Linked DNA regions of Mus musculus: regions 1, 2, 3, 5 and 6 are each linked to region 4. Evidence: chromatin loops called from intact Hi-C (ENCODE). Cell type or tissue: gastrocnemius. All regions are shown on one strand. Region 1 has its middle 33 kb from the start of Galnt14. Region 2 overlaps Galnt14 (polypeptide N-acetylgalactosaminyltransferase 14). Region 3 holds the start of Ehd3 (EH-domain containing 3). Region 4 overlaps Xdh (xanthine dehydrogenase). Region 5 has its middle 50 kb from the start of E330032C10Rik. Region 6 has its middle 14 kb from the start of Galnt14.

Region 1 (5,000 bases), 140 kb after region 4:
CAATGGAAGATGGCTGAGGAAAGGCAAGATTCCAGGCCTCCAGTAGCAAAGCAGGCCTGATCCGGGGACCCCGGGATCAGGTTGCCTTGAGATGGGGCTCACACAGAGCATGCCAAAGTGAAGCCTGCTCTCTGCTGTCAAGCTCCCAAAGGAAACTAGTAACTCTTACAAAGAAAATAAATCCCCTCTTCTTTTCTTATTTTATGTCTTGTGTAAAAATTCAGTCATCAAAAAGAACCTTCTAGATTTCAGATGAGGCTCAGAGCAGGGCAGTCAGCAGCTGAGTGTAAATAGCGTGACTTTCCTGCTGTCACCATGCTGGGTTAGAGAAATGAGCTTAGCCTCCAGGACGTTTCTACAGCGAAATGTATGTATTTGTAATAGGAGGAAAAGGGAGGAAGTGTACAGTGGGCCCTGGGTAGGTAAAAGTGGGCCAGCTCTGCCTGGCTTCAGGGAGGAGCATGGCTGCCTAGTTGTCGATGAGCTCTGCAATCAAAGTCTCCCAGGGTCTTTAGCTTCAGGTCCCAAGTTACATCTCCTCTCCAGTTTCCTAAGTAGAGAGGAACATGAAATCTAGCAGGACAGAAAACAACGACTATTCAGGAAGAGTTATGCTAACTATTTGAGTGCATCTTGGTTAATTAATCTGTAAAATGCATCCCCGAATGCTTACATCACTGGGTCATTACAAAGATTAAATAAAGCCAGCAAGCTGCAGACACTCAATAAATGAAGCTCCAATTCCCCCCCCCCAGGCAGTGCAAGTATTTTATGACTATTATGTTTTATTTTTATTTTTGCCTCGAGAGTGATCACTCTCCTAAAACACCAATGTATAGAATTGTATTTTTTTTGCCTTCCATCACATTTTCTCTCGGAGTATATAGAATCCTCTCTTATGTGTGGCCTTAGGGGGTTGCCCCATCTCTATGAAGACACTTGGCTGCAGGGACCTCTAAGAAAGCACCTGTCTCCATGTTAAAATATCCTTTGAGTCAAACAGAGAGAGACTTGACTTTCTGCTTACCTCTGCTCCCTCTGCTTCAGACACAGCAAGTTTTCCATCAGAGCCCTGGGCTGTCAACCAGAAGGTTTCTGAATCATAGACCCAGTAAAACCTGGAGACTCAGAACTGACAGAGTTGCTCCAAGAACCACGTTGAGCAATCAGTTGTGACTTAAAACTGGCCTGGTATTAACAGTGGGGAGCCCCGGCAAGAAGTGTAGACTGGACTTCAACTGATCCCCTGGGGCTTCTATCATGATGAGGATTCTCTGTGCTGATTGGCTGCTTGTGTGCTTGGCTGATTAGCATGTGGTGGTCTCTTGGCCCAGGAATGATGATACCATTTAGGGAAGTGACTGTTCATCTCTGGTCCAGCTAGCTGGCTATCTACTTGAAGACATTGACTAAGGCTCTCCAGTGGGTTAGATATCAAGGGAGGAACCAGGTTAGGCCCTAAGGACACCGAGAACTCCCTGTCTGGAAAGAGGATGCTGCCTACAGGAAAGAAGACACAGAAGCAAATAATGGAGGCTGAGTCTGGAAGACCAGCTCACAGCTCAGAGGGGTGGAACGTGAGCCATGCTGCTGAGACCCTCCCCTCACCAGCAGCAAAGGAAGGTGTCAGCAGGGTGAACTGAGGCAAATCTTTGACCTTCCCCGTGATTCAAGACACTTTGGTTAAATGGCTCAACCATTCTGGAGGGAGCTCTCAGCCTTGTCCGTGAAATGGTGACCAGAATGCTGACCTCACGGAGCTCCTGTTAAGTCTGGATGGCATAACATCTGACTGCTGTTCAAGCAAATGGCCCTTAACAACCTTGAGTGCTGTCATTTCTCTGCAGGAGGGCACCGTCTTCCTGTTGTGACATGAGCCTGGTCCACTGCTAACGCTAGATGGCGGACTATCCACACACAAGAGCTCTTGGACGCATTGGGTTAGTCAGAGGCAGCTTCTTAGAACAGGGTAGGGGAAAGCCTGGTTCATTAGGGGTCCTTGCCAGCCTAACTGGATTTGCTCTCCTTGCCCTGACTCTTTTCTTCTATTGAGCTTTTATTTGACCAGTGGTGCCTTTTTGCTTGTATTTATTTCTGGAAAAGAGCAAACAGTGAGTTAAGTACTTATTCTATACACATCCACCCTGAATCCTGGGGTAGGCTTGAGTGCTCAGCTCATTTATTATTTATGAGTTTAATAAGGCTATTTAAAGACAATCAGGTGAATCTTATCATTTTATTCTTATTTAATTTTTAATTAATAATTAAAGTAACAGATTTCTTTATAGGATTTTCATAAATGTTTCTTGTTTGAGTTGGTCCTTTGAAACTCTCTCTTCACCCCAGTCTTCCTGACCCCTACACCCCACTTGTACCTTCTCCCCCCCAGTATTCCACTTTACACTTCCATGTTGCATATGTCCTTGAATCCTACCATTTAACAAATTACACTCATTGTGAGTGTGTGTGAGAGAGAGACAGAGACAGAGACAGAAACAGAGACAGAGACAGAGACAGAGACAGAAAGAGACATAGGGAGACAGGCACAGAGAGACAAAGAGAGAGAGAGAAACAGAGGAGAGAGAGGGGGGGCGAGGGAGAGAGAGAGAACACTCATGTGTAGAGATCAGAGGACAGCCTTGATCCTCTCATCACAAGGCTCCTTGAGATTTCTTTCACTCACCCGGGCTATCATGCTCTGTGGCCAGTGCATCTACTTCACAGCTATCCTACTTCTCCCAATGCTAACATTAAAAAGCCCCGGTCTCTTTTCAGGTTACTTACAGAAAAAAAAAATTACTTACAGAAACATAAAACCTGTCTAAGAATGACTCCCACTAGTCCTGGTCTTGTTATAGGACTGAGTGGCTTTCTGAAACAGGCACCCGATGTTGGCTAAGTGGACACACATACCTTTATAGATTATCTGAGGACATTATCTCTTGGGCACCATTGAAAATACTTAGGAGTCCTTTTCCTAATACATCCTAAATGTCTCCTCCAAAGACGGTTAACTACTTGAGTGAAGTTCCAGAGCTTCTTGCTTTCAGGTTGCAAGCCACAAAGGAAACTTTGCCTAGCAGGAGATGGGGCATCCCGGGCCAGCCTGAGATTGAGGGGAGGCTTAAATAATGGACTGTTGTCCCATCATCCAGCTATGCAGAGTGGTGTGTTTATCAGCAGCAGCAGCAGCAGAAGCCTGGCAGAGGCAGCACAGCCATCAGCAGCCTGAGCATAGTCTGAGAGACTTGGAGTCAGCCCTAGGTCACTGGTTCACTTGGCATTGCCTACAACTGGAAGGGTGGGCTTGGGTCACGCCGTGGCATAAGTGAACTAACAAGCACTTGTTCTGTGTGGTCTCCTGGGAGAAGCTTGCTTGGTTTACTGGTAAAGAACATTGGTTTTCTGGCTCTTAGAGTACTTGACATAGGTTGATGGGCGCACATATGCTAAGAGTACCCTGGTCTGAGGGCTCATTAAAAGAACTGCAGTGGTCTCTGGGCACAGATCTCTTCTCTCACATTGCCACTGTGCCTTGGATGAACCAGACAAACTGCTAGAGGGGCTGAGCTCAGAAAAACCTCTTGCATTCTCTTACAATGAACAAATGACTGTGAAGCTGGACTGACAAGAGGGGCTGCTTGGACCCGTTCCTAGAAGCAAGTGATTTCTGTGAAGCATGAAGCATTTGTGCACATGAGTACTTGTGTGTGTGTGTGTGTTTGTGTGTGTGTGTGTGTGTGTGTGTGTGTGTGTGTGTGTGTGTGTGTATACAAGGCTGATTCTCAGACTTCCAGAGTTGATTTTTTTTTTCAGATATAAGCCAGTTCAGGAGCTAGTAGTTCTGAATCCTGAGACTTCTTATGAGAGTTGGGTCCTTGGAGAGTAGACATGGTCTAGGATTAATCTGATGAAACAGAAAAGACATTGACTGGAAGCTAGAAGGTTCATGCTTGGCTCTCCTATGCTACCACTGACTTTGTAGCTATGGCCTTAGAGAAATCACTAACCCTGTCAGTCAGTCTTAGATTCTGAGTTGGGATGCTATCTCCTGCTTCACAGGAGTGTGGCAAAGATGCAGAAAGGTAGGGGCTGTGGAGACCTCTTTAAGTAGGGTGGAAGTTGAGTTACTGTTCTGGTGGACTTAGCATAATATGCCTTCACAGAGGGTATTAGATTCTCTCCGTGAACTAAGATAAGTGAATCAGGAGGCTAGTTATGCAGAGTGTATAAGCAACTGGCTGTGAGATGTATCAGAACTAGATTAAGAGAGTTAAAGTCACATATGTGTGAATGTAGATAGGAAGGGATGGAGGAACAGAATAGCTACTGCATATTCATGATTCATGCTAAATATACATGAGGCACAAGGAGCACCAGATATTCAGGACACAGCAACTGTTCACAAGATGCGTGAGGCATTCATTCAGATGGCCTCTTAGTGGTGATGCCCCAGTGATGCCTCCCATTTGAAGCTCCTGAAATGTAGATGAATACCCAAGATTATCAGGAGACTAGTTTGGAAGCTGAACTTTGGACAGCTGTGATTGGACCTTATTGTTTGAATATAATATTACATATATACACATAATATTAATATACACATGTAATATATGTGCAATATATATTTATTACATATATATGACTGCAATATAATATTACATATATATATGAATGATTGGCCTCTGGGTACCATCCTCCTGGGCAAACCTCAACTCAATTTACATTACCTCACCAGTCACTGGAAGGTTTGATATGGCAGATGGACCAGACATGGAAGTATGACATACCCTAGGATCCATGACTGCTTCTACCCCTCTCACAATACTGTAAGTGGATCTCCCATATCTTTTTACCCCTGCTTTTCATTATGATTTGGATAGATCTGAGTGTCCACGCTATCTGAGCCACTCACCAGGAGCTGTTTTCTTGGGTGACTGGGACCACTCTCTGGTAGGGACTATGGAAGCAGGATCGTTTCCTCCAGAGCGCTTTGGCTA
Region 2 (5,000 bases), 310 kb after region 4:
TGTGCTACACACTGCTTGCACACAAACTATCCCAAAGATCCTGCTTTCTACTTGGAGGTTGAAGAGAGTGAGACGCCCACCACAGAGGGTACACCTGCTCCTCAGCTGGTAGTCACCCTAGGTGATGCATGCTATATAATGCTAAAAGCTTAGTGGAACACTAAAAGACCGAACCTGGATTTTCCAGACCAAGTCTCACATTCCAGCCTGGCTCTCTAAGCAAAGGGCATGATGGGTAAACCCTCAGGAATTCAGGCTATGCTCTCTCCTGTCACTAAGAGAAATTCTTTCCATAGCATCTCATGCACATTTTACAAGGTGAGAAGAGACTCAGAGGGGCCTCTTCACTTAGAGTTGTTTCCTGTCTGCCTGCCCAGGGGGCCTTTCACCATACCCTCTTTGTAGCCACTGGCTTAGAGAGGTCACAGCTCCAGAACACAACAGAGAGCAGGTAGAGAGCTTTGTTAGAAGCAGAAAGAGGCTTTGTGAAGGGGGTTGTTTTGTTTCCTTGCCAACTGCTCCTTTGGTCCTGGTAGCCCCTCTGCTTGCTTCTGAGGTCTGAGAAAGCAATTGGGTCTTAATTATTTTCCCCCTCTAAACCTCCATGCTCTGGCCCACACATGCTAGAGAGTCACAGAGAAATGCATGACTGTCCTTGCACCCATTCCAACACAGACTGGCCTCTGAGTGGCAAGAGTCAAAGGCAGTTCAACTGGCAAGGTATAGAGTGTTGGTGTAAGGGTAGAGAGTATTGACTCTTTGTCTTTGTTAGTTGGTTTGGGTCCCCATTTGTAGAAAAAGAATTTGCATACAAAGGACTTTTATAATTGTTGAGGCTTATTATGTTGGTAATTTTGAGCATTACTATATGAAGTCATTGGGACTCGGTTGCCAAAGCAGAGCTGCACAACCTGGAAATCCTGTATGCAGCATGTATCCCGTGGAGACATTCAACTTGTCCTCGTTAGTCACTATCAGTATTGCATGGAACTGGAGTCTTGGTGTCCACATGAACACAGCAAAGGCTACAAACTGGATGATGGCCTGGTTTCTACTAACGCTGACCAATCTGTGAATTTAACTCTCCCTATAAAATGCCATGAATGTCCCCCTAAGCAGCAGTGTCTGTGTCCCCTATAGCCAGAGTCCCCTCCTCCTCCCTCCTACTGGCCTAAACTCTCTTAGAGTCGGAGTCTCATTGAAATTCTTTTTGATATTGCTATTTGAATTCCCCAGCCCTTATCCTGTTACTCCTCTCTGAGCAAAAATTTAAATACCAAGTTATTATATTTCCTTGAGCAGAAACTACGTGTGGGAGATCAGGAGAGAGGGAGGGAAAGAAGCCCCATTAGGGGCTTGTGGGAAGCCTCATTAGGTCTTAGTGAGGTAGCTACTTCCTTGTCCTGATTCTAGATGCCAGGCCCCCCAGGAAGGAAACAGGCACTGGAACAACTGGGTGGGAGGCCTTGGAGAGCAGGCACGACTGCTTTTAGCCATGGGAGGACATGCCAAGAGCTCACCAAGTAGGTGAGCGTGCTGAGTTCTGTCCTGCCCTCTCACTTTCCGGTGCAAAGCAGAAGTGAATGTTTGCACAAAGGCCAGACTTGTGGGGTCAGGCAAGGAAGAGCCAAGCTTGTTCGTCAAAGAGCCTGGCTTGCCAGCCAGCTCTGGGCTCTGTACCTACCCAGGGTTCCATCTGTTAAAGAGTTGTAATCGGCAGGGAGGCAGTGGGAAGGGCAGAAGGGACTGAGGTAGAATCCTGATACTGTTTGAGAAGACAAAAGGGGAAAGAATATTAGCCGTATGACTGCCTCAGGGCAACAGCCTTGCCCTCCAGGAGCTGGAAGTGTGCTACTCAGAGAATTCTGGATTCAGCAAATGTTACCCGAAAAAAAAAAAAAAAAGCCCAAAAGAATAGAGATCACAAGGCTCAGAATTGGGGTGGGTACCTAGGATCAGAAGTCATCTTGAGGTTCTTGAGCAAGGACAACTGGATCCTCCAACCCTAGGCTGAGTTTAGTAGAGTGCTGCCCCCTGCTGGTGGTACCCCTGAGATCTCAAGAACGAACCCCAGAGCCTGTCCACAAAAGCACTGTGTTCTTCCCTCAGACCCAGATCACTGGGTCCTAGCTACATACAGGATCTCCCTCATCCAGCTCCCGCTTACGGAAACCATCTATGACTAGCGTCCTCACCAGCCAGGTTTCCTAATTCTGCTGTGAGTCTCCTACAGATGCTGGTGCCGTCCCATAAGCTCGTCCACACAGACCAATAGAACCCATGGGACTCACTTTGGGGCCTGCCCACCTCAGTTATGACCAGCATAGCTAATGGTGGTCAAGAGTTCTCAAGAACAATGTTGCTGACATATTGGGCTTGATGATGCTTCATGGAGGGGTTATCCTGGGCACCCCAAGATTCTAGCAGTTTCTCTGGCCTCTATTACTAGATGCCAGTAGCACTCCCTACCCTAACAGCTACCTTCCCCCACACGCCAAGTTGTGATTGCCAAAAATACCGTTCCCATATGTCTCCCCTGGAGGACAAATCTGCAGTGAAGATCACTGCTGTAAATCTGGTCTTGCTTTTTACCCAAATCTTCAGAGATGAAATGAAAATATTTATCACCAGTTCACTGCCAGCACGAGGTCAGGCCAGACCTCCTATGTAAAACAGGCTGAAGTCGGGAACAATGTACAGGGTCACCCTAGGGTCAGCATGGGGTCTCCGGGATCTGGCAGCCATTTCCCATCCTGGCTGAGATGAATGGACTAACTCACTTTCTCTGCACCTTGCTTTTCTCTTTTAAAAAGCAGGGATAAAAATAACAATAATGATCCCATGCACTTTGGTTGTTATAAGGGTCAAATAAAATATGGAGAGTGTTGACCTATTTTCATATATATATATATATATATATATATATATATATATATATATATATATATGAATGATAGCTGAGCCTTGTGTGGAGGAGAAGCACGCTGGTAGAAAACCAGAGATGATTAAACAAACTAATGAAGCACCAGATCAAAAACCAGAATGGAGGGGTCAGACTGTCAGGTGTGGAGGTGAGGCTGGGGAAGGACAAAGGTGGGGTTCAAGGTCAGGCTCGATTCCAGAGAAATAGATGAGCAGCATCAAGGTGGGATATGTTGGTTTCTAAATGCCAGTCTTAGCAGCTCTCAACCCAGGCTCCTTCTGAGAGGCACTTGGAAGCCGTTTAAATATGTTGATACCCAGACTCCAATCAACTCAAGTGTGTCCTTGCTCAGTTCCCAAGTGACTCTAATGAGCAGCAAGACTTGAGGGTGGCCGTTCTGCGTGAGGGCTTCTCAGACTTAAACAGGCAAACAGACAGGTCGTCTTGGGATGTCTGTCCATCTGACTCAGTAGGTTGGGGGCGAGGGGGGCTGATATCCAGCATTTCCCTTCTTCTTAAGGTTTATTATTCTTTTTTATAATTTTTATTTATGCATCTGTGTTCCTGTATGTGAGAGAGAGCGAATGTCACATGGATGGGGACTGCTGGAGGAGCCCAGAATAGGGATTGAGATCCCTAGGAGCTGGAACTACTACAGGTAGTTGTACCATGTGTGTCGCTATCCTGAGTCCTCTGGAAGAGCAGCCAATGCTCTTAGCCATCTCTTCAGCTCTGAGGTTCTGCATGTCGAATAGGTTCCCCGATGACGGCAATGCCTAAGGTCTGTGGCTCACACTTTGAATAGCAAGAACTCACAATGGCTTTGAAAGCCTGATTCTCCAGACCAAAGGACCACCAGTGGCAGCATCGCTTGGGAGCAGGTTGGAAATGCACAGTCTTAGGTTTTGCCCAGAAAGCTTCAGGTGAACCCCAGAGACCTGGCTCAGCAAGAACTTTAGGTGACTCTGAGACCTGCTCTGTGAAGCACAGGCCAAGTGAAGTCCATGTGTGATCTGGTTCTGCCAGAAGCCTCGGGATTTAAGGAGAGAGTAGAGGCCTTGGGATAAGTGCATCCACCTGCCTGTGTATTTGTGTGCCTCTCCCTCTGTCCTGGTATCTTGGCTTCTGCCTTGTATAGACTGGTCTCCCTTGTTCCCTCTTTCCCCTCTTCTTCTACCCTCATCCCGGCGTCCTCTTGGCAACTGGCATCACTGTTCCTAAGCTCTGTGAACTGCAGGGTCTCATGCTTTACCTCACAGCCAATGACCTACGTTGGCTGCCTAGCTCATTCGTGGAACTGAGCCCCAGTGATGCAGGCTTTGTTCCTGCTAAGGAGACCATCCTGCCTTGCAGCAAAGATCCTGCTTGTTCTGGTGTCAACTGCCCTGTAGAGAAAGGAACAGATTGAACATCAATTACAGTGTCTGGTGTGTGATAAGGGGCACGATATCTGTTTGCTGAATAAATAAAAGAGAAAGACTTTAGAAAGACTGTCAACCTCTCTCTTTCTCTCTCCCTCCTCTCTCTCTCTCTCTCTCTCTCTCTCTCTCTCTCTCTCTCTCTCTCTCTCTCTCTTCCTCCCTCCCTCCCTTACCTGTCTTCCATGCAGAGAGGAAAGAGGAGCTAAAGAAGCCCTCTCTCATTATCCTTTACCCCCAGAAGCTTCATATGAGAAGTGGAGAGCGCAGTCAGAGAGTTAAAGGGAAAAAAAAGTTTTTCCCCCTTTGAAGAGTTCTCATTACTGAAAAGAGAAAGAGCTAAGAAACAGCACGTGGGAGGGGTCTAAGCTTATTAAATTTGCTTCCAATTTTCTTACCACAGTAATTGGATTCTGATTTATAGTATGCATTTGGACAGTGCCTGGAACAGACAACTATTAGCTGAGCATTAGAGCAAGAGTTGCCAGGAGAGGGCTGTTGGGGTGAATTGCCTCAGAAGCTGAAGAAACCAGGTGACTTGACAGGGAGGGGTGGGAGGAGGAGAAGGCATTGGTTCTCCCATGTAGGCTGATGGACTGACCGAGTCCTTAGCGCTCTCCTCGCACCAGGAGTAAGGGCAGTAATAATACCATAGCCAG
Region 3 (5,000 bases), 77 kb after region 4:
CTTAAACTTTCTAGTGTTCGGGGGACCCTGCTCTTAAAACACATTTGCTTTTCTTCCCTCCCATTTTGCAAGATGGCTGCTGGGAACTCCCCAGAGCTTAGTCCCTGGACATGCTCAGGTCCAGAAGCTACCAAAGTGCCTTTACTGCGGGAAGGAGATGGTCCAGTAGCTTAATGTCCTCAGGGTCATGACCAAGGATGATCAGAGGGCCAGGGAAGGCGGTGCGAAGCCAAGAACAGTTTGCAGATTGCCCACACTTCCCATGAGGCATAAACCCAAAAGGGTGGAGAACAGCGATACAAAGGAACTTGTGTGCACAACCCAGGTATCTCTGAAGCACATTTGGCACCAATTGGTGTTTAATAAAATTAAGGGTTGACTTTGAATCCAAGATTCTCCCTCTGTGTTCCCAGTTAAATCCATTCAACACTACAGGTAAACATAGGGTATCCGTGGAGTTTTCTAAAGAGAGTGCTACAGCTTTCTTTTTTTTTTTTTTAAAAGAAAAGTGATTTAGATTTTTAAAAACAAGGTGAAAAAAAAACCCACAATGGATTTATGTCTCATGTTTAAAATATATTAGAGTTAATAAGCCACAACCCCCAGGTCCCCACTTCAGAAATCATTTGACCTTGCAAAGCTGCAGGTCAAGTTGACAGCCCAAGACTGTCCACTCCACAAAGACAAATGATTTGGTGCTCTGCTCAGACAGGACAGGTTAGCATGGTACACACACGGCTCCCAGAAGCTTAGCGCGGGAGACACGAGAAACTGAAAAATGAGTCACCAGGTTGTCAACTCTGCTGCTCTCCTTGACAAGCAAAGCACGTGGCTCTGTAGATCATGATGCCAATCCAGAAATATGAGGACTGCTGCTTTAAAGCCCTCTGCAGATGGGTGCCCTTGACTCTGGGAGGATACGGCACCTGTAAGAGTGTGACCTCTTAGCCCAAAGGGCCATAAGCAGCCTCCAACCTTTGGAATATGTGTACCCCTCAACCTTTGAAAAGGGCAGCCTGGCTTTGCAGTCTGTATGCAGTAAAGATTGAGAGAGGCCTGTTCTTCAGAGCTATTGGATTTTTCTGACTTTCTCTCTGAATGCTTGCAGCCCCCAAAATCTATCATTCAACGGAATGGAAGACTCCCTGTTAAAGTTACAGGCACGTAGCTAACATTTTTCACAGGCACCGAGGGCTGCTTCCATCTTGTGCAGCTCTAAACCATCACGTATCCTCCCATCACCTCTGCTATCTCACCTGCAAAGTCAAGGGCCAGATGAGGCATCTTAGTATCTCCTCTACTTCTGTAAGCTGCTTTATTATTATTATTATTATTATTATTATTATTATTATTATTATTATTATTGAACTATTAAGTTCAAAGAAGAAACTTATTAAAAGTATTCTGCTTCTCTAAGAGACAGCCCTAAAAGCACTGTCAGAGAGAAGGAAAAACGGTAAAAGAATAAATGACCCCAGGGTCTCCAGTTCACCCCCATCCCCAGGCCCGCGACCATGAGAACAACTCGGCTGCAAAGGTAAGGCTCCCCGGGATAATCCCAAGCCCTTCACGAGATAAGAGATTCTAGTCAAAAGGAGGGTTACGGTATCCCCACCTTCATTAGGAGTCTGGTTCCTTCTGTGCCTCAGTTTCAGTGCCCAGATCAGACAACAGGGATGACTCTTAATAAAATGACCAGGGCTAAGAACTGAGGAGGGACATCATATAGGAATCAATGGGGGACTCGGTAGTAGGATCAACTTTTGAGGCCTCCCACAGGGATTTCTTCAGAGCCCTTAATGGAAGACTTTCCACGTCACCCGGAAGGCTCAGCACCCAGATGAGGCTCACCTGATGAAGGTGGTCTTGCCGGTAGAGTACTGGCCCACCAACAGGACCATGGGCTTGTTGTCGAAATCAGCATCTTCCAGGGCGGGCGAGTGGAACTCGTGGAAGCGGTAATACTCTTCCAGAGGCAGCAGCTTGGTCTTGTAGAGTTTTTTGAGTCCATCGCTCACCGTCTGGAAGACCTCAGGGTCCTTCTTGCGGCGATCATCGTTACCCAGCCAACTGAACATTGTGACAGCTGGGAGGAAGCTCCCGGGAGTGGCACCCGCCTAGCTCGAACAACGCCGCCACTACTGCCTTACCAGAGCTCGGGGCTCAGACGCACCATGGCCCGGGCTGCCCCAGCTGCTGGATTCAGTCCAGTCCCAGGTTCATCCACAGCCCGGTTGGAGAGAAGGATGCTGTGGATTGTGTCAAGAGAACTGCAACCTTGGAAATTAAAGACAAACCTGCCGGGAAGCCGAAGCCTGAGTTCCAGGTCTCCCCAGATAGATGACTAAAGGATGCTCGAGCTCCGCTACTGCGGAGCCCAGGCTGCGCCGGGTAGGCAGCGGCTCACACAGCTCCGCATCCGCAGCAGCATCCCGCCGCCCCCGGCGCGCGTTTAAATGCCAGACGTGCAGGAAGTCCCCGAGAACTGGCAAAACCCGGCCAGCTCCACGGTCAGGGCGACGCGAAGCCAAGGAGGGCGCCGCCATGTCTATGGGCAGGCGCTCTGCGGCCGCGCGGACTCTATCTGCAAAAAGCTGCTGCCAGAGTCCTGTGGGAAAGCGCAGGCATTTCTTTCCCAGCCCTGGGGATTTGACTTGGGAGCAGCGCCCTCTCAAGGACGGAGACTAAGACAGCCTTGACCTACTCTACCGTTTTGAGACTCAGTTCCTTTGGTTACTGAGGTCAGTTCCCTGGGGATACTAATATTGGGACCCATTTGGGGAAAATTCTACTGTATTTTCCTTGGGGCATGGAAAGAAGGTGCCCCTGACAAGTGACATAAAATAACCAAAAAATCAGTAACTTATCTTTTCACCAGGCCTGAGGTGAAGTGAAAAACAAACAACAAACAAAAACGGCTTTCCTCTTTCTCTCCTCCCCCTCTCTCCCACTCAATACGGTAGGTAAAACCAGCAAAACACACACAGGCAGGGAGTGCTAAGGGGCAGCGACCTAATTTGACACAACTACATACAAAGCTGAGTCTTTGAGGAGCCTTTTAGGAGATGTAGCAGGGTAGAATTACAACAGACACGAAAAGAGGCAGGCAAATTTCTGAGTTTGAGGCCAGCCTGGTCTACAAAGCGAGTTCCAGGATAGCCAGGGCTACACAGAGAAACCCTGTCTCAAAAAAAAAAAAAAATTAAATTAAATAAAAATAAGAATAAAAAAAAAAGCAAGCAAGCAAGCAGAACCATCTTTTGCTTTTTTCGTGGTCAATTTGAAGGCATTACAGGAAACATGGCTGTGAGATGTCTCTTCAAGGATGAGCTGAGAGAAGACTGGAAGGCATTTGAGGTCACATAAAAAGCCTTCTTAAAAACAATCCAGAGCAGTGTAAAGATTTTGGCAGAGCTACATCCAAAATGGTAGATCGTGAAATGTATGATGGGAACAGGCATGGAAGAATGTGCACACCAAGATAGGAGCCAAACAAGAAATGGGAAACCCATAAGAATATCATTACCAATAATTGCTATGTAACAAAATGCTCACCAAGCACAGGGGTTGCTGAGATCTCAGGAAGCAACATTGTAGCGCCCCTCTGAGGAAGATCGTGCCATTGCCAGCAATGCCAAGAACAGTGATGAGACATTGGCCAGATGTGGCAAAGGGTGGGGCAGCAACAAGGAACAAAGTCAATGACAGTTCTAGAAGGATTCTAACCAGTGAGGTGGCAAGCCTTTCCTCTCTCCTAAGGCAGAGGGCTCCCACTGCCCTCCCTTCCACCAACAAGATAAGGAGCTAATGGACTAGGTCGAGCTGGGGAGTCTGGGAGCATCGTCTGGAGGGGTGGAGGCTGGGAAACTGCAGAACATCAGGGAACAGCGGCAGTGGGGGAGCAGAGGAGGTTAGAGTCAGGAGACTCCGGCAGTAGGATCGACAGTCTGATAAGCGGTGAAGGAGGAAAGGATGGTCACCCAAAGCTTAGAGTGGTTTCAGAGTTTCTTCTGGGAACCAGACAGTTGCAAAGCTCATGCAATGACTGGAGAAGTTGGCAAGGGAGCAGAGTGAGTAGGTAGAGGATCTGTTTGAGCTACGATGGGTTGCCCTTGGAATAAACCTGTAGGCATGGCAGGTAGAGGAGGGGTTTGCTGACACTGTGGGATTTCTGTGGGGACTATTAGAGATGGTGCTGAATAAAATTTCCTTAGTTCAGGTTTCCTGACACTCTTGTTGAACCCAAGAGTGAACTATCTTCTTCTGAGCACTGTAGTCCGCACTGAGAAACCATTCAGACTCATGTTTTACATTACCACCAATGTATGAAGCCAGGAGGCAATATCACAGACATCTCATGACTCGGGTGGAGTTGTCTATGAAAATTAATGAGGTGGAGCTAAACTGTATATTGAACTATGGTGTACAAACAGCTTTGATATTCCATCCACAAGAGGGATTAGAAGAAGGGGGAAGGAGAGGGGAGGCAGGAGGCGGGAAGGGATGGAAACAAATAACCAAACAAATATTATGGGACCTGCCCAGGTGGATGCCTTTTGTAGTGGGTGACATGATGTGGTTTTAGCATGGAGATAGACCAACACAATCATGACACAGTCAAAATGCCAGCAAATTCAGAAACCTCATAAACACAGAAGTTGCAGTAGAGAATGTGTGAATGTCATTACAGTCCAGGAATATATCCTTAAACAAGATACTGAAAACACAAACAACAACAACAAAAACCTAGTAGGTTTGGATTTAGTAAAAATGAAGAAAGCTGAAGCAGGAGAATCACAAGTTCAAGGCCCAGGACTGGAGAGATGGGTCAGTGGGTAAAGTCTTTAGCATGAAGCTGGAGAGATGGGTCAGTGGGTAAAGTCCTTAGCATGAAGCTGGGAGATGGCGATGTGGATCCCCAGATCTCATGTATAAGCAGGATGGGGTGGAGGACTGTCTAATCCCAGCACTCAGGCAGAGACAGGGGATCCCTTGGGTAG
Region 4 (5,000 bases):
CTACATCAGACATGCTCAGTAAAAATAAAGGAAGGACTAGGAACTTAAGGGGTCCTGTGCTGGGGTGTCGTCCTTAGCTGAGACTATAAAATGGGGTTTGGTCTTGGCATGGTGTTGGTTGTGGTGTCTCTGTGATAGAGTGGGAGGGACACCATAGAAGAAACATGGCAATGACAATTCTTTCATTTCTTCCTAGTGTGCCACTGGAACACCAGAAAACTGTAAATCCTGGTCCGTGAGGATCTGAAAAGGAGGCTCCCCAGTATGGTTTTATACTACAGCCCTGATTCCTCGGAATGTCAAGTGCATACCGTAGTATCCAGATTTCCACACATCCCATGGGGACTCAGCAGGATGGCATTTTCAAGAAAATGGACAATTGTGATCCAAATCATGAGTTGCAAACAAACCAATAAGCAAACGGGGAGCTGCTGGCCCAAGTGGCAGTTTTGAGTAATTCTGGGTAATTCTGAGTCCATTTTTGATCACATATTTGAAATGAGGTTAGCAAGGGTTTGCATTATGTCCCTACTCGCCACATGGCCTGTGTAACTAAGATTCTCACACACCTCCTGACGCTGAAACCAACGTTTCTCTAGATCTGCATGCTTTCTTCAGAGAGCTTATATCTGCCAAGCCACCAAGGGCCGTGTTGTAACCGCAGCTGCACACTCATAGTCTTCAGTGGAATAGTGTGTGTGTGTGTGTGGGGGGGGGGGATTAAAACCTCCAACTGCCTTTACATCATAGAAGACAATAAAACATGATAATGAATGTGGGGTTAATTCCAGGTCTGTTGAGCTACTAAGGTTAGATTATTCTCTGGTGCAAAACTCCAACCAATCTAATCATTGAGTGCCTACAGCGCGCTGGGTCTCTTCTCTCCTCCCATTTATGTATACATAAGATTCTGTTTAAGGACTTCCCTGAGAATAATTTTCTCCTAGAAACTGTGATACTGAGGTCAATATCAGTCAGAGGGGAAAGCCCGAGTTCGACTTCACATGTGTGCCGTTCAAATGCCTTCTCTTCCTCTGATGCATTTTATTGGGAAATGAAAGACTTAGACCACAATAATCACTAGGATCTCCCCCTGCTCTAAGTCTATAAATACATGACCCGAAAACTCCTGTTACGTAAGGGAGCTGCAGCGATCAAAGACTTGGCCCCCTTTGCTCTTATGCAATGTCTGGGCCGAATGAACCCTGCGTAGATTCTTCCATTTGCTCGCAGTTGGTAAAGAGAACAGGAAAGATAAGCCCCCCCCCCCGTCCCCCCCACTGCCCAGGCAGGAGATTCCAGCACAGCACAGTACTGAATGGACGAGGTAATGGGGTCAGCGGCTTCCTTTCAAGCCCCCAGCCTGCCAGACACAGTCTTCATGTCTGGCCACGGGAGGAGCACAGGCAGAAACGATGCAGATGCAGACGGTCATGTCTGATGTCCTAATAAATGTGTCCGTTAGCTGTTTGCCATATGAGAGATGCTTAGAGGTTCTCCCATCAAATGCTAGCATCTTCCATAGCTAGTCATTATTTCTAAAATGAGTGAGCTTGTGCATGTGTATACACATGCACACGCGCACACACACACACACACACACACACACACACACGCACACACACGCACGAGCGCACGTGCACATGCATGCATGCATGCACATGCCACATTCTCTTTTTCCTCCTTCCCTCCCCCTTATCTTTTTGGGATAAGATCCCAGGCTAGCTTCAAACTTATTATATAGCTGAACATAACCTTCAACTTACAGTCCCCCTGCCAATTGCTAGGATTGCAGGCATCTGCCACCTTGTCCCACTTATGGGATGTTGGCATGAAACCTGGGGCTTTGTGAACATAAGCACTTTATAATGGAGCAACCTCCCGCCTACAAACACCTTTCAATGTAGTCTAGATATGCTGTTCTTACAACATGGCAGAGGTTGGCAATGCTTTAAACACCGAGCTGGTATTTACACTGAGCTATACAGACCTGGTTCAGATGATTTTCCGCAAGGTTGTGAGATGTACCCTTCGTTAATGAGGTTCTACTGAGTGAACAGTGAATGACTGGAATTCCCTTGTGTGCTGAGGTTGACGCAGGAACCCTGTTCAGGGGAACTCACGCAGAAATTTGTGGACTAGAACTCTCCATGCTACTCTGAGGTGTTGACTTCCTCAGATATCTTGCCTTTCCTTCTGTCTTACCTTAATCCACATGGTGCCTCAAGTCTGTGGAGTGAGGTCCCTCAGTCTCTCCCAGGGCTAACCAGCGTTGACAGCAATGTGACACTACAGCCTCTAGAGGGCGGTAGAAGCCCGAGGATAAGGCAGGCTTCTCCAGATGGCCCGGCAGTGTGGCATCTGTGGTTATTACTAGGACACTGACTTAGGATCCGGGAGTGGATCAGATATCCTCACGGGCTTCCCCGGGAGCTGGGTTTGAACCTGACAAGCTGACAAAAATCTTCTCAAAGGAGCTTTTTCAAGACACGGGTCAGTCGTGGGAGGGTGACAGCCAGATGGAAGGCTAGCAGGGGAAGGCAATTCTTGTTTTTTTTTTTTTGAACATCTGCAACATGCCATGTGCCAAATTTAATGCTTTATCTACAGAGCCTCATTTAATCCTCCAAGTGGCCCTAAGGGGCAGGTACTCTAATCCCTGTAAGCACACGAGTGACAAGCCTTACTCTCACCGTGCCAGTAGTGAGGGGTCTTAGTCAAGACTGCTTCCTTCTAGAAGCCCACCAGAACCAGGGGTAGCTCTTCTGCCTAAAAGGCTGACAGACCTGACATACCATGGAGGGGATCAATCTGATTATCAGAAAAGCCCAGGGTCCCTGATGTGCAGGATAATGGGAGCTAAGGCATCAGAATGCCTGCCTGCTCACTTGCACGTGGGGTAAGGACTCCCATATTGGCGTGGATAAGATAGTGAGTGACTTGAGGTAAGGGAAGCCTTGAATGCTCATCCCACTCTGGGTAAGGTGGCTGGGGTGCAGCGAGGAGAGGGCGGGATGGAGGTCTTCAGGAGGAACCCTGGGCAAAAGATAAGAACAGAAATAGTCCGGGCTGATTGATTTATGCCTGGGAACATCCCCGAGCCCGTGATATTTTTATCTTTAGCTGACAGAGCACTTGGAAGACCAGCACTGCCTGTTTTGGATCTTGCAGCTTCCTTGAATGGCTGAGGCCTGAGATTGCCCTCATGGCCCCAGACCCAGGAAGCTGTGCTTTTGTTTTTTTCCTCTATCCTGAGGTAGAGAAGGGCATGTCCCTAAGTTGGAAGACAGACTCTATGACTCTCCTGTCACCTGAAACAAAGCAGCCATTGACACTAGTGGAAGTGACAGCCTCTGCCCAAAGGGATTCTGACGTCATCTCTGCCCTTGAACTTCCAAGGCCTTGCTTACAATCCCCCAGACCAACTAACTCAGCATCCTAAAGCTGGAAGGAACATGGAGACCATAGAATATGAGTTCACAAGGTGGGAGTGGGGGCGGGGGTGGAGGTAGCCAGCTGGGTCTAGATCTCCAAAGCCATTTAATGGCAGAGCCAGGCTTACGATACAGCCTCTCAACTCCGAGTTCCTGCTTTTCCAACAAAACCACGAGTCTGCTAATTAGGTGGGCCTTCTCTTCTGTAGCCTTCACTCTAAGAGCTGGGAGGTGACCAGAACCTGGTTTTCCCTGCTTGGAGAGGAGATGAAGGACCAAGCTGAGCACCGTGATAAACGGGAATGTTTGATTGCTGTGCCTCTACGCCCGGGCTCTGGGAACAAGATTCTAACTCTTCCTTACTTTGCAAGTGGAGAGGAAAGCATTAAGTGCAAGAACACTATCTCATTCCGAAAGCAAGGTGCCAACTTGTCACATGAGGAACTGTGTGAGGGCGTGGTGGAGAACTGGTTTTGCCTCCTGTAGCGTATTGTCGACGTGAAAGGGATACAGCACTCGAGTATTACATTTGAGAGGCTCTGCAGAGGTTTCTTTGAAGCCAGAAGGCTGTATATTGCCCTTGACAAAGAGAGGAGAGCATTCGTAGGTGTGTATGTACGTCTATGTGTGTGGGGACGCTGGTGGTGGGGGATCTTTCCAACCAGGGAGAAAAGGAGGGAGACTCGTGAAGAGCATTTGGAGATCCACTTGGGCAGGTGTGGTCAAGTCAACTTGAGGCCTCAGGACGGTGAGAGGCACAAGGCCAGGGTCAGGAGCACTCCTGCAGTTTGGCACAGCAAGGGGACCAGTAGACCAGGTAGGGTGGGGCCACTCAGGATGATCATCTGGAGGGTTTAGTGTCACCCCAATGGGAAAAGGAGCTAGCACTGTACGAGGCCACAGGCTCCAGTGTGGCCACAGGGAATGTACTGGGTACTCTTTTATGGCTTGACCTCTCCCCTTCCCATCTCCCTTTCAGTATGGAGGAAAAGTAGCAGTCCTTCCTCGCCTGGGGGCTCCGTGAACAGGAGCAAGACCAAGGGTTCTCATCTTGGGATTGTTTTCGTTCTGACATATTCCTCCTTCAGTCTGGGGTCCTGGAGTGTCTCTTGGACAATCTGAGTGGCCTGTGCTTGGGTTCCCTGTTTGGCTAATGGTCCTAATGCATGAATTATCACTAAGTGTTGTTGAACCAGCGTGTGTGTGTGTGTGTGTGTGTGTGTGTGTGTGTGTGTGTGTGTGTTCCTGTGTTCCGACTAGGTAGCATATTTTCAGTTGCCCTCCTAGGTGGGTACATCCCTGTGGACACTTCTTTCTCTTGCTTTCCACCCAGGATAGGCTGGCACAGTGACACAGGAGACTCTGGTAGCTCTGGTAGCTCTCCGGTGTCAGAAACAAACACCCACAGCCTGCCCAAGCCCTTGTCCTTCTGCTCCCTTTTCTCTGGCAAGTTTATTTTGCTCACCTAAATCTCAGTCCATTCACATGTAAAATAGTACCATGAGCTCATCAGGCTTGCCTGGCTGTTGTGAGGAGTGAATGAGGTCAGGGATGGGGATGGGGGTG
Region 5 (5,000 bases), 580 kb after region 4:
TGGGAGAATGGTCCTGGATTAAGCAGAATGTGGTGAAATACTGCCCCCTGGTGGTCATAGTTGCTGCTTCAACTCTTCTACCTTCTAAGGTTCCTGGGCCAGCAAGTGTCCAGTGGTCTTTATGAGGACCGTAACCTGGGTATCATCCGAGTTGCCACAGCCAAATATACAACCCTGTGTCCTTCCTAACGTTTCCTTCACTGCCATCTCACGGTTGTCCCAAAGAGGGGGCTAGAATGCTGCAGCTGTCCACTTCTGGGTGGCTCCTGTATGACACACAGAACCATCATCTTCCCACAAAACTATAGGCTCATGCTTTAGAGCAGAAGGCACTGAAGCAGGAGGAGAAAATACACACATTCAGACAACTTGGTGTAACTTGCTTGCACCCGCAGGACCCTCTTGGGCCTGATCATGAATGTATATACCACTTCCACTTGATAATAGATTATTTGTGGACCTGTCCCCATAATCTTTGAATCCACTGTCCCTTTTATGCCCCCAGAAAGAGTCTTGGAAAAGAGCTCTTGACCAAAGAGAGGAAAATCGCCTGCTCCCGACCTATGCTGCCCCTGAGACACACACTGTTTGGGTCTATCACATGCCATGGTATCTTATGTCTATATATGTTTCCAGCTCAGGGCAGCAACAAAGATCAGAGCATACACTGATTGCTCTGTGAATGGTAAGAGCAGAGTTGATGGAGCACAGTGGAAAACAAGGAACATGGTGGCTTAGACAGCCTTAACCCAGAACCACCCAGCCTAAGGCTCAGGTCTGCTCTGCCTCTATTGGGCGATGTCCTAGGGGGAAGGCTTTCTCTGTCTGGGCCCCTTCTCCGAAAAGTAAGACTGATACAAGGACCTCTAAGGTCTATTCTATACATCAGGGTTGGGGAACAAGTTCCTAAGAGTCTAAGCAGCAACTAGCACGGAAGGCAGCATTTAATCACCATGAAAAAGACCCACTGGTTCACTAACAGCCCTAGCGACTCACACTGTCCGGGGCAGTATGCGGGACCGCGCTCTCTCCACACAGCATGGGAGCAGATGCGTCTCTCTCTACCTTGGATGTTTATCGGCATGAAAATGAACAACCTCTTCCACCTACCTGGAGTTAGCCATCATCCCTGGACAGATGCTGGTGAGACAGTGACACCTAGTGGCGAACCTACCAATAACTGTCCAGCCCCACAGCGGGCCCTGCAGGCAAAGAGCCTGCCAGAAGTCTGCTCCGGGCTGTGGTTAACCAAGAGCAGTAACTCACAATGTGAGCATTGGAGGCTGAAGTGGGTCCCTTAAAGTTATGCCTCAGTCTGGCCCTAATTAGTTTCTTCAATTAGTTTGACATGGCCCTTGAAGCCTTCACTTGTTCCCCAAGTCTAATACGGAGTTCTTACCAGATAGGAGTAGCCCAAAGCCCAATAAAGGAATCCTGGATTTCACCTATGTCATTTCTGTCCGCCCCCATCCCCGTATGGCTGTGTAACAGATCAGGCCACTGACTCAGATACTGCATGCAAAGACTTCAGTTCACCCCCAAATGCCATTGTCTGCAGAGGGAAAACAGTAGACACTCGTGGGATAAGGTTTTCCCTAGACGGCAGCAGAGGTCTGTACAGGAGTAACCCGTCCGACACCCCGCCCCCCACCCGGAAGGAAGTGGTAATTGGCTCAGACTGAGGATACAAATTCTAGAGTCGCCATAGCCTCTGATGGTGCGTGGCCACTTTCTCTTATGAAATCATGTTTAGCACCAACCTTCTAAAGGTGAGAGCTGGAGTACTGCCATTTCAAAACACCTGCTATGTCACACCCACAACTTAAATAGGGAAAGCTAACTCACATGCACATGCAATTACCAAGAATAAAAGGCAGTTATTTTCTTTAAAGGATTGACGTTGGGGCCCAGGAGGCTTCCTGCTGGGTACTGGAGACACTCACTGGAGATGGGACCTGGAACTCCCTTGTGCTGTTGGCTACGACACTAAGCCTTGAGATGCCTCGCTATCTCCATCTAGTGGTGATGATGAACATTACACCAGTGGGGAAAGGAGACACAAGCCAAGAATTTCAAAGTCGGCGGGCACTGAAGATTTTGAGTTGAGAGGCAATGCTTGGCTCTGTGTTTTGTATGTCTCTAGTGAATTATAAGTCTTTGAAGTAAAGATTACCATCCATTCTAACACTGGGAAAATAACACTAAAAGCTAAGAGAAGTAACTTGAGATGAGCATGCAATTAGTAATTGCTGAGCTGGTATTTAAACTGATATATGTGTGGATCTGGAGTGTATTTCCACACCCAGCCAGCAGTACCTCTGCCTATAAAGTATTTGGGGCAGTAACTTTTTAAAAATTCTTGAACAACTGATGAGTGAGTTTTATTTCATCCCTTCCGGTCCTTCCAGCTCAGGCTCTCTCTCTCTATCTCTCTCTCTCTCTCTCTCTATCCCTATCTCTATCTCTATCTCTATCTCTATCTCTATCTCTATCTCTATCTCTATCTCTATCTCTATCTCTATCTCTATCTCTATCTCTCTCTGGAAAGACAGACCATGAGGCAGTTATCCTATGGGGGCAACGGCACTGAAAACAGACTCACTGGGGGACTTTGTGAAGGCTATCCTGGGCCTGCTCCAGACAGTCTTGTGATAGACCTGGAGTGCTGGTGGAAGCCTGGACACCCTCTGAAGTCACTGCTGTTCCCCGGGGGAAGATCATTGTCCCTAGCTTAGAAGTGGCAGTGAAGCATTGCCTAGTGATTGCAGGAGGGGAAGATGTCAGGCACCTCACAGGAAAACCAAAAGTGACGCCTGGTGTCGGCAGAGGAAATCTAATAGTGGCTGAAGTCCTGCTTCATGAGTTGTAGTAATGCCTCTAACAAACGCAAACTGGTTGCTGTTTGTCAGGCTGCTGGACGAGAGAACTGGGCTTTGAGACCCCCCCCCCCCCGGCCTCTGTCTGGCAGCCCCATCTGGCATACTTTAAAGATGGGAGGTTCTTCAGAGTTGAGCATCTCACTTGGGGATGAGGGATGCCAGCTGCTGAACACAGCTGTGGTGCAATGGGAATTATGTTATGGTCTCTGGTTCCTAAGCCCCCTTCCTGGCCTTAAACCACAATTATCAGCTCAGGAAACAGGGCTGTGCCCAAAGCCATGAGCTAAGAGGGTAAAACATAGATGGTTGCTTCAGAGCTACACTCTTTCCACTGGTCTACACAAACACTTATGGGGAAAGTCTAGGCTGGCTGCCCACAGTCCAGTCTACACAGGCTGAGCCATTGTGGACTGGAATGGCTGGACAACATACAGGGAGGCGGAGCTTGACCAGAATAAGCCAGAAATGCCCTAAAGGAGCAAGAACGGATGTTTACCTTATACCCTGAGTCTTTGGGGTACCTAGAGATGAGGGAGAAATAGCCTAGGAGAAGGTCTGGATACACCTTCCTGTGGTGCAGATATCTGATTTCATGGTAATCGACGCATGTTAATGTTCTGATGTCTGATATCTGAGTCAGTCACTATAGGAATGTCTCCAGCCCCAACCTATCTGGTCACTCCATTCAGCAGGCAACTCACACTCTCTGTGAGAAAGCCCATGAGTGTGAGTTAACAGGAAACCACTTACTACAAAAGAAAGCCAATGTAGGTTTATCTGCAAACCCCACAGGTGGAAGCTCCACTCAGCAGCTGGCCCGTACCCGTCATGGTGGACCCTCCTCAAGAAGCCACAAGGCTGGGTATAAAATCCTGAAGATCCAGGCTAGAATCCCAGCCACCTCCTCCCGTGTGACCTTCATCTTAACTTCTGGTCCCCAGCTGTTCGCCTCTGTAAGTAGATGCTAAAAGATACAATCTCTTGTGTCGTGACTTTAATGCCCAGGGTAACCTGCAACAGAATCTGTGGACTTTGGGGGATAATGAGGTGCCAATGTTGGCGCATCTGTTGCATCAAAAGGGCCATCCTGGTAGGAGATATTGAAGTTCAGGCAGGCTGGGAGCAGGTAAAAACAAAAGGAAGTCTACACTCTCTGCTTAATTTTGTTGTGACCCTAAAACCTCCTAGGGAAAAGGTAGTCTTTTAAAGTGTACATCTAGTGGACATCTTAAGGTTAATATGAGAACGACATAAGATGATGTTGTCAAAAGGCCTCATCTGATCTTGGTGACACTGTGGGACCCACAGTAGCGGAATGATGGGTTATCGTCCTCTCATGAGCACAAATGCTTCCACAGCAAGGGGAGATGGCCAGCTCCGTCATATCACCTCCCACAGGAAGCCTCTGGGGTGGGAATGGGTATAAGAACCAAGGAGCAGAGACGGTGACTGCCTGAAAGAGGCCTTCCCTTCATCCCTGGATCCCTGCGTCCCTGTTACAGTTCCTTCTGGGTACTGCTCAGCAAAGCATCAAGAGAAAGGGCTGGTGTCTGGAGACTTAAATATCAGTTCTGACTTCATGTTTAAATATATGTATGGGCTTTGTCATCATCTCTGTTGCCTCAGTATACTGAGAATCCCTGGAAAGGATTTCTTCATTCTGTCAATACATTTCCAGGGCCCCAAGTATGAGCCAGGCGACATCTAAGACTTATTTCTCTTGCAACAACCTACATATGGTTTTTAAAAATGACATGGCAGTGCACTGGAAGAAAAGAAAATAGAAAAGGCACGCTGCGCAGAGCTGCAAGCATAGACACCTCCATCATCTCCTGCCCACCCTGGAGCTGGTGTGCTCTTCCCTCCCTTGCCTCTCGAACCTGCACTGTTGTGGGAGCTATGAATGTGAGTCTTTTGGACCACATTTGGATTGCATGGAGGACTGCAGGGCTATGGTCTTGCCCTCAGTGTCTGTTCACCGCTGATCCATCTCCAGTCTCTGCAAAGAGGTCAACATGAAGCCAGGGCAGGCGTGGATGCTTCCTGGACAACAAATCTTAGTTTTGCTCATGTCTTCCTCTCTGGCCTCACCTGTCTTTCCTGGGAGATGCCCTTAGCCCA
Region 6 (5,000 bases), 160 kb after region 4:
GATGCTAGTCCCCAACTTCTCAGGTGGCTGTCCAAAGTCCAAAGTGAAGAGATTGTCCAAGACAGTTGGAACTGGAATCTGCTTCTGCCTGTGGCTCTTCACACAAATCCTCTTGAGCAGGCTCCTGAGAAAAGTGGAGCCAATCAGAGCCTTCTGTTGAAATCGCTTAGCCAATCAGCTCCTTCTCTTAAAATTGCTGAGCCAGTCAAGTCTGAGAGGGCATTCTGAGGAATGGTAGGATTATTTGTCAGGATCTGAGCTTGGACTAGAGTCCACTCCCAGGAAAGGCAAAGTTAAATTATAGGAGCAAAAGCAGCAAAAGCCGGAAGACCCAGAGCAAGACACAGAGGAAGACAACACAAGCCAGGGGGAGTCAGAGTTTCAGGGCTGTTTGCTTCAGACACTAGCCTGCTGCTCTCCATTTCCTTGGATTCTGCTCCCAAGAGCTCTTACTGGTTTATCTAGGCATTAGTCTTTATTTTAAAAATAAACTCCCCTTTATTTTGGCTAGCACAAGTGGCTCTGTTCTTTAGAGTCAAAAGAATGAACAGAGGGAACCGGTATTCAAGCAGGCAATGGGACAAGTGGTTTCTACTTGGATGCGAGATGAACCTGGAAGGGCCAGCTTTGTTGATGTTAGAGCCAAGAACACATTGTTAGAAGAAATGAATAGATGTATCACATTTGTGTATAGCTAAGCTGAGAGCTAGGTCTCGTGTTTATGTATATTGTTGACGTTATCCACTGGCCACAGTTGAGAGATTCAAATGATCCTACTTAGACAGCTGACCTAGAATGAGCTATTCTTAATGGGTAGAGGGGCCATCTATGACACTGGCCTCAAGACTGACATTCAAAGCCAATCTTTGTAGACTTGGGAGAGGGCAGTGACTGTAAAAAGCTGGAAAGAACTGATCCAGTTCTCTCTCTCTCTCTCTCTCTCTCTCTCTCTCTCTCTCTCTCTCTCTCTCTCCCTCTGTGTGTGTGTGTGTGTATGCCTCTCTGTCTCTCTCTCTCCCTTTCCATGGTCTCCCTCTTCTTCTTCACTCCCTGAGTGGAAATCTTTACTCCTTTTTAAAGATTATTGGTAGTAAAAGAGACCAGGACCTTGTAAAATTGAATATGCTTCTATTTCCTTTTGTATAGAGTCTCAGTCTCAGCTAAATATGATCAGGTGTTCAAGGTTGTAAATTTGGCATTCACCTCTCTGGCTGCAGATTGCCAGCTAGTCGGCAAGTGTTTACTGAGCCTCCCCTGGGTGCTCGTTTCTATAGCAGGTGTTCTGTGAACTCGGCGAACACTTGTGAAGAAAACAGTTAATTGACTGCTCGATGTGTTGTTCTGTTGGAAGAGGTCTGATGCTTTGGTGGGCATTGCCAGGGCAACCAGACCAAGAGTCTCATCATTAATTAATACTGCAGCAATTGCACCCAACCCCTGTTTAACAGAAAGGAAATAGGTTGGAATGATTTTCTTCTCAGGGATGAGTCAAAGAGAAGTAGAGTTGAAGAGGCTTTTTCCTGTTTTTAAAGTCACTGGTGCCAATGGGGGGGGGGGGGAGTTAGGATGAAATAGTCTATCTTGTAACCAAGCAGAGGATCAGCAGCACAGTCCTCGAATATTTCCTTTGGAGAGAAGGAGGGCTCAGCATCAGAGGGTCTACCACGGTTTAACTTCTGTTGCCCAGCTATGGTTCAGGTTCATGGATAGCTTAGCTGTATAATTAGGGCTCCTGAGAAGATCTACTTAGAAGAGTTTTTCTAGATACCTCTGGGGATTCATCGAGGAAAGCACACATGCATATTCTGCCTAACTTTTTATTTGTATTGCTGTGTGTTATGTATGTAATGAATTGCTTTTCTTTGCTTAAGTCAGTTTAAGGATTATTTTCTTTCCACGCCCTTAATGAGTTTCACGTCTCAATCCACACTGCTAGTCTTAAGCGGTTATGAGCTATTTAGAATCCCATTCAGTGCGTGTGGCTCTTTACCACCACCTAATGGCAATGTCCTTAAAGTGTGAGCCCCATAATAAGGGATGAAACAGGCTGGGAGCCAAACAGTAGTAACTCTGCAGCTGTTTCTTATGCCAGTTTCCCCAAAGTTTGAAACCAGGAGGAATTATTTTCTTGAAGAAGCTGGAAGAGCACTTATGTGTGCCAAGCTCATTCCATTTCAGGTGCAAGGGAAATTTGGAGAAATGAGTTGTTGGTCATTGGTTTTGTCCTGGCGTCACTCCAATGGTTCTAGATTACAATTCTATGTGCAATCCTGGCGAATTGTTTACTCCAGCCTTTCTGACCTCATTCTGGCTAAAAGCAACCAATAACATAGGACCTTGTTAGAATTGAAGCAATCTTTGAAGCATATAAGTACTTAAATGTCAACAAGGGATACAGTGGCACTGTAGTTTGGAGTTACAACTGCTGTTAGATTTCCCAGGCCAACTCCTGATGGAGGAAAGAGTAACTGAGTCGCTTGATGAAATCTCACAGCTGGTAGTGAGGCTGGGACAGAGACACATGCTTTTCACTATGGTTCTTTGAGCTTCAGACAGGGTCCAAGTGACTCCATACCCAGTGCGTATGTACCCTTAGCTGGCTTGTGCAGTTGCTCGCTGGCCCCTCTTGTCTTTATTTTTCTGAATGCTTTTGTTTGTTCTGAGTTTGGAAAGCTTGTCTGGTTTTGCTCTGTCTTTGTGTTCAAACAATGGCCATCTAGTGTGGAACTGCTAAAGACAGCATGGTTTCTGGTTGAGCTAGGTTTAAAGCTTCGGAGACCCTGTAGATAACTCTGCAAGGGACGGTAGGCATTTTGTCACAGGCTCCTGACACAAGGCTCTCCACTCCATAGGTCTGTGGCCATCAGTCAAGTAAGGGCAACACCCTAAGCCCCTCCACAGGTAGAGGATGTGACCTCAGATCACCTAGCCTCAAGACACATCTCCATTTTAATGAGGTACCTAAAAGTCGGAAGGGCTTAGCCAATTAAGCTCCCCTTCCTAGACACTCCTCCCTGCAAAAGGTATTTAACCTCAGGCCCGCCCTGAGAAAGAGGGGTACAGTTTTACTCATCACTACTCTTTGCCGTGACAATAAGTGCTTTAAAACCATGGACTCCATCTTCTCATCAGGATCTGCAGTGAGGAAGCAATGGAGCAGGTGTTCCTCTAAAGAGCCGGCCCGCCTAGTCTCCCACAAAAGGTCTCTCAGAGCTCTCAGCCAAGGTCTCCACCAAGCCAAGGCACCCACCGAGCAAGCCAAGGACTCTCTTGTCCCCGCAGGACGCAGCTGAAGCTCTCTTCTGTCCTTTTCCCTTCGGCCCAGGCTAGATCCAGCCCGTGGGCCCCCACTCCGTTCTCAGCTTTCCGCAGCATTCAGCGGCATCCTCAGCTGAGATGCCTGCCCTGTTCTCTTTGGTCTGCCTTTTGGAAAGTACCTCTGGGTATTGTAAGCTCGAGACTGTGGGTTAAAGGGTGGTGGCATCCATCTGCTCTGTGCTTGGGCTGCTCGGTGAGGTGGGAGCGAGTAGTTTTGACTGCTCGTTCCTCCACTCTGTCGCTAGGCAGGCTTCGGGCTATGAGAAGCCGAGGGACCCTGCTCTTGGGGTGTAGAGCGCAGTCTGAGGTCACCAGGACAGCTGGCCCGGCTCTGGGGTCCCCAGGCCTACATGGAGGTGATCACTTTTTCCTCGCAGTGTTGATTAGCATCTTAATGACAGCAAAGAACTAATAATGGAGGAGCCTGATCAGTGAACATAATCACTGTGGCTGGGAGTGTGACAGAGAGATTGAGAAGGGTGTCGTTCAACTAGTCATGTCTTCTGGGAAAGGCCTAGCATCCTGAAACAGGTCTCCGGTGGTTAGAAGAAAGAGAAACAAGGGTGAGGGATAAAGAAGAGAAGGAATAGGAGGATAAGGGGGAACTAGGAGAAGAGAGACAGAAAGGAGCAGAGAGACAGGAGGTGTGGAAAGAGAGAAGGAGAGGAATGGAGGAAGGGGAGAGGGAGAGAGGGGAGAGGGAGAAAGAGAGGGAGAGGAAAAGGAGGGAAGGAGAGGGAAAATGATTAGAGCTGTTTTTTTTTTCCTTTCCTTTCCTACCTTCCACTGCTTATTCAGGTTCTACCATTAGCCTAGTAGTTTTAGAACTGCCCCTTAATAGGTCCTTGTCTCTATCTGTCCTGGATAGTCTGATGTCAGCTTGACACAAGCTAGAATCATCAGAGCTGAAGGAGCTTCAATTGAGAAAATGCTTCTATAAGATCAGGCTATAGAAATGCCTGTAGGGCATTTTCTTATCAGTGATTAATGAGGGAGGGCCCAAACCATTGTGGGTGGTGTCATTTCTGGGCTGGTGGTCCTGAGTTCTATAAGAAAAGCAGGCTGAGCAAGCCAGGAGGAGCAAGGCAGTAAGCAGCAACCCTTCGTGGCCTCTGCATCAGCTCCTGCATCCAGGTTCCTGCCCTGTTTGGGTTCCTGTCTTGACTATGATGCTCCTATGATGGTGAACAGTGATACAGAAGTGTAAACCAAATAAACTCTTCCTTTCTAGTCACGTTTTCTTTCCTAGTCACATCTGCTAGTCACTAGTTTCTTTGGTCATCACCATAAGTGCTTTGCAAACCATAAGTGCTACATAATGCACTTCATCAGGGGTTAAACATTGTTGTATTAGCATCCAAGGGACATTTCCACTCAGCTCCTGCAAATGGAATTCCATGCCACCACCAACTCCCCCCCCCCCAGCTCCCTGTCCCCCTCCAACACACACCAGTGCAAACTTCAGAGTCATTTTCTGCTCCCTAGAGATTGCTTTGTCTTTGCAAGACCGAAAAGAAAAACCCATCAGCCTTCAAGGATTTTAATTATTTATTTTTAATTACACAAGTGATGGTTGAACATGCTCCAGCAGTAAAAAAATTCACACAATACATATAAAATGAAAATCTCCCTAGGTGAGGAATCTTAAATAGCTCTCGTCTTAACCTGGCAGTTCCCAGCTC

The links. A loop is a pair of places that touch in the nucleus more often than their neighbours do. Peaks named below come from ENCODE experiments on the same cell type or tissue, not always from the same donor. Only the 100,000 strongest peaks of a DNase experiment are listed, where the experiment ranks them.
Region 1: it touches region 4 in a loop (7-fold over the local background); 26 of 42 quality-filtered maps call a loop at or near these places.
Region 2: it touches region 4 in a loop (7-fold over the local background); 18 of 42 quality-filtered maps call a loop at or near these places.
Region 3: a loop joins it to region 4, with 13 times the contacts of the local background. A loop is called at or near these places in 23 of 42 quality-filtered maps.
Region 5: it touches region 4 in a loop (10-fold over the local background); 41 of 42 quality-filtered maps call a loop at or near these places.
Region 6: it touches region 4 in a loop (4-fold over the local background); 8 of 42 quality-filtered maps call a loop at or near these places.

The regions. Positions count from the first base shown.
Region 1 is chr17:73,741,018-73,746,017 of GRCm38, reverse strand. No RefSeq gene overlaps it. Among named protein-coding and RNA genes, the nearest start is that of Galnt14, 33 kb to the right of the region's middle. In gastrocnemius, a CTCF peak has its summit at 1,896; a DNase peak (open chromatin) is centred at 1,891.
Region 2 is chr17:73,569,671-73,574,670 of GRCm38, reverse strand. All of the region lies in intron 2 of Galnt14 (polypeptide N-acetylgalactosaminyltransferase 14), which reads left to right. Among named protein-coding and RNA genes, the nearest start is that of Gm46602, 95 kb to the left of the region's middle. In gastrocnemius, a CTCF peak has its summit at 2,042 (motif pointing left); DNase peaks (open chromatin) are centred at 1,630, 2,033, 2,488 and 2,697.
Region 3 is chr17:73,802,321-73,807,320 of GRCm38, reverse strand. It overlaps Ehd3 (EH-domain containing 3), which reads right to left and starts at 2,480. Exons shown (of 6, transcript NM_020578.3): 1 at 1,852-2,480. The coding sequence starts at 2,078. In gastrocnemius, a CTCF peak has its summit at 2,667; DNase peaks (open chromatin) are centred at 2,178 and 2,524; H3K4me3 peaks cover 2,430 bases; H3K27ac peaks cover 2,173 bases.
Region 4 is chr17:73,879,680-73,884,679 of GRCm38, reverse strand. Xdh (xanthine dehydrogenase) reads left to right here. Exons shown (of 36, transcript NM_011723.3): 36 at 197-785. The coding sequence ends at 247. Among named protein-coding and RNA genes, the nearest start is that of Xdh, 68 kb to the left of the region's middle. In gastrocnemius, a CTCF peak has its summit at 2,299 (motif pointing right); a DNase peak (open chromatin) is centred at 2,326; H3K27ac peaks cover 1,671 bases.
Region 5 is chr17:73,298,468-73,303,467 of GRCm38, reverse strand. No RefSeq gene overlaps it. Among named protein-coding and RNA genes, the nearest start is that of E330032C10Rik, 50 kb to the right of the region's middle. In gastrocnemius, CTCF peaks have their summits at 42 (motif pointing left), 1,182 (motif pointing left) and 2,028 (motif pointing left); DNase peaks (open chromatin) are centred at 50, 1,163, 1,617 and 2,005.
Region 6 is chr17:73,721,475-73,726,474 of GRCm38, reverse strand. No RefSeq gene overlaps it. Among named protein-coding and RNA genes, the nearest start is that of Galnt14, 14 kb to the right of the region's middle. In gastrocnemius, a CTCF peak has its summit at 2,004 (motif pointing left); a DNase peak (open chromatin) is centred at 2,043.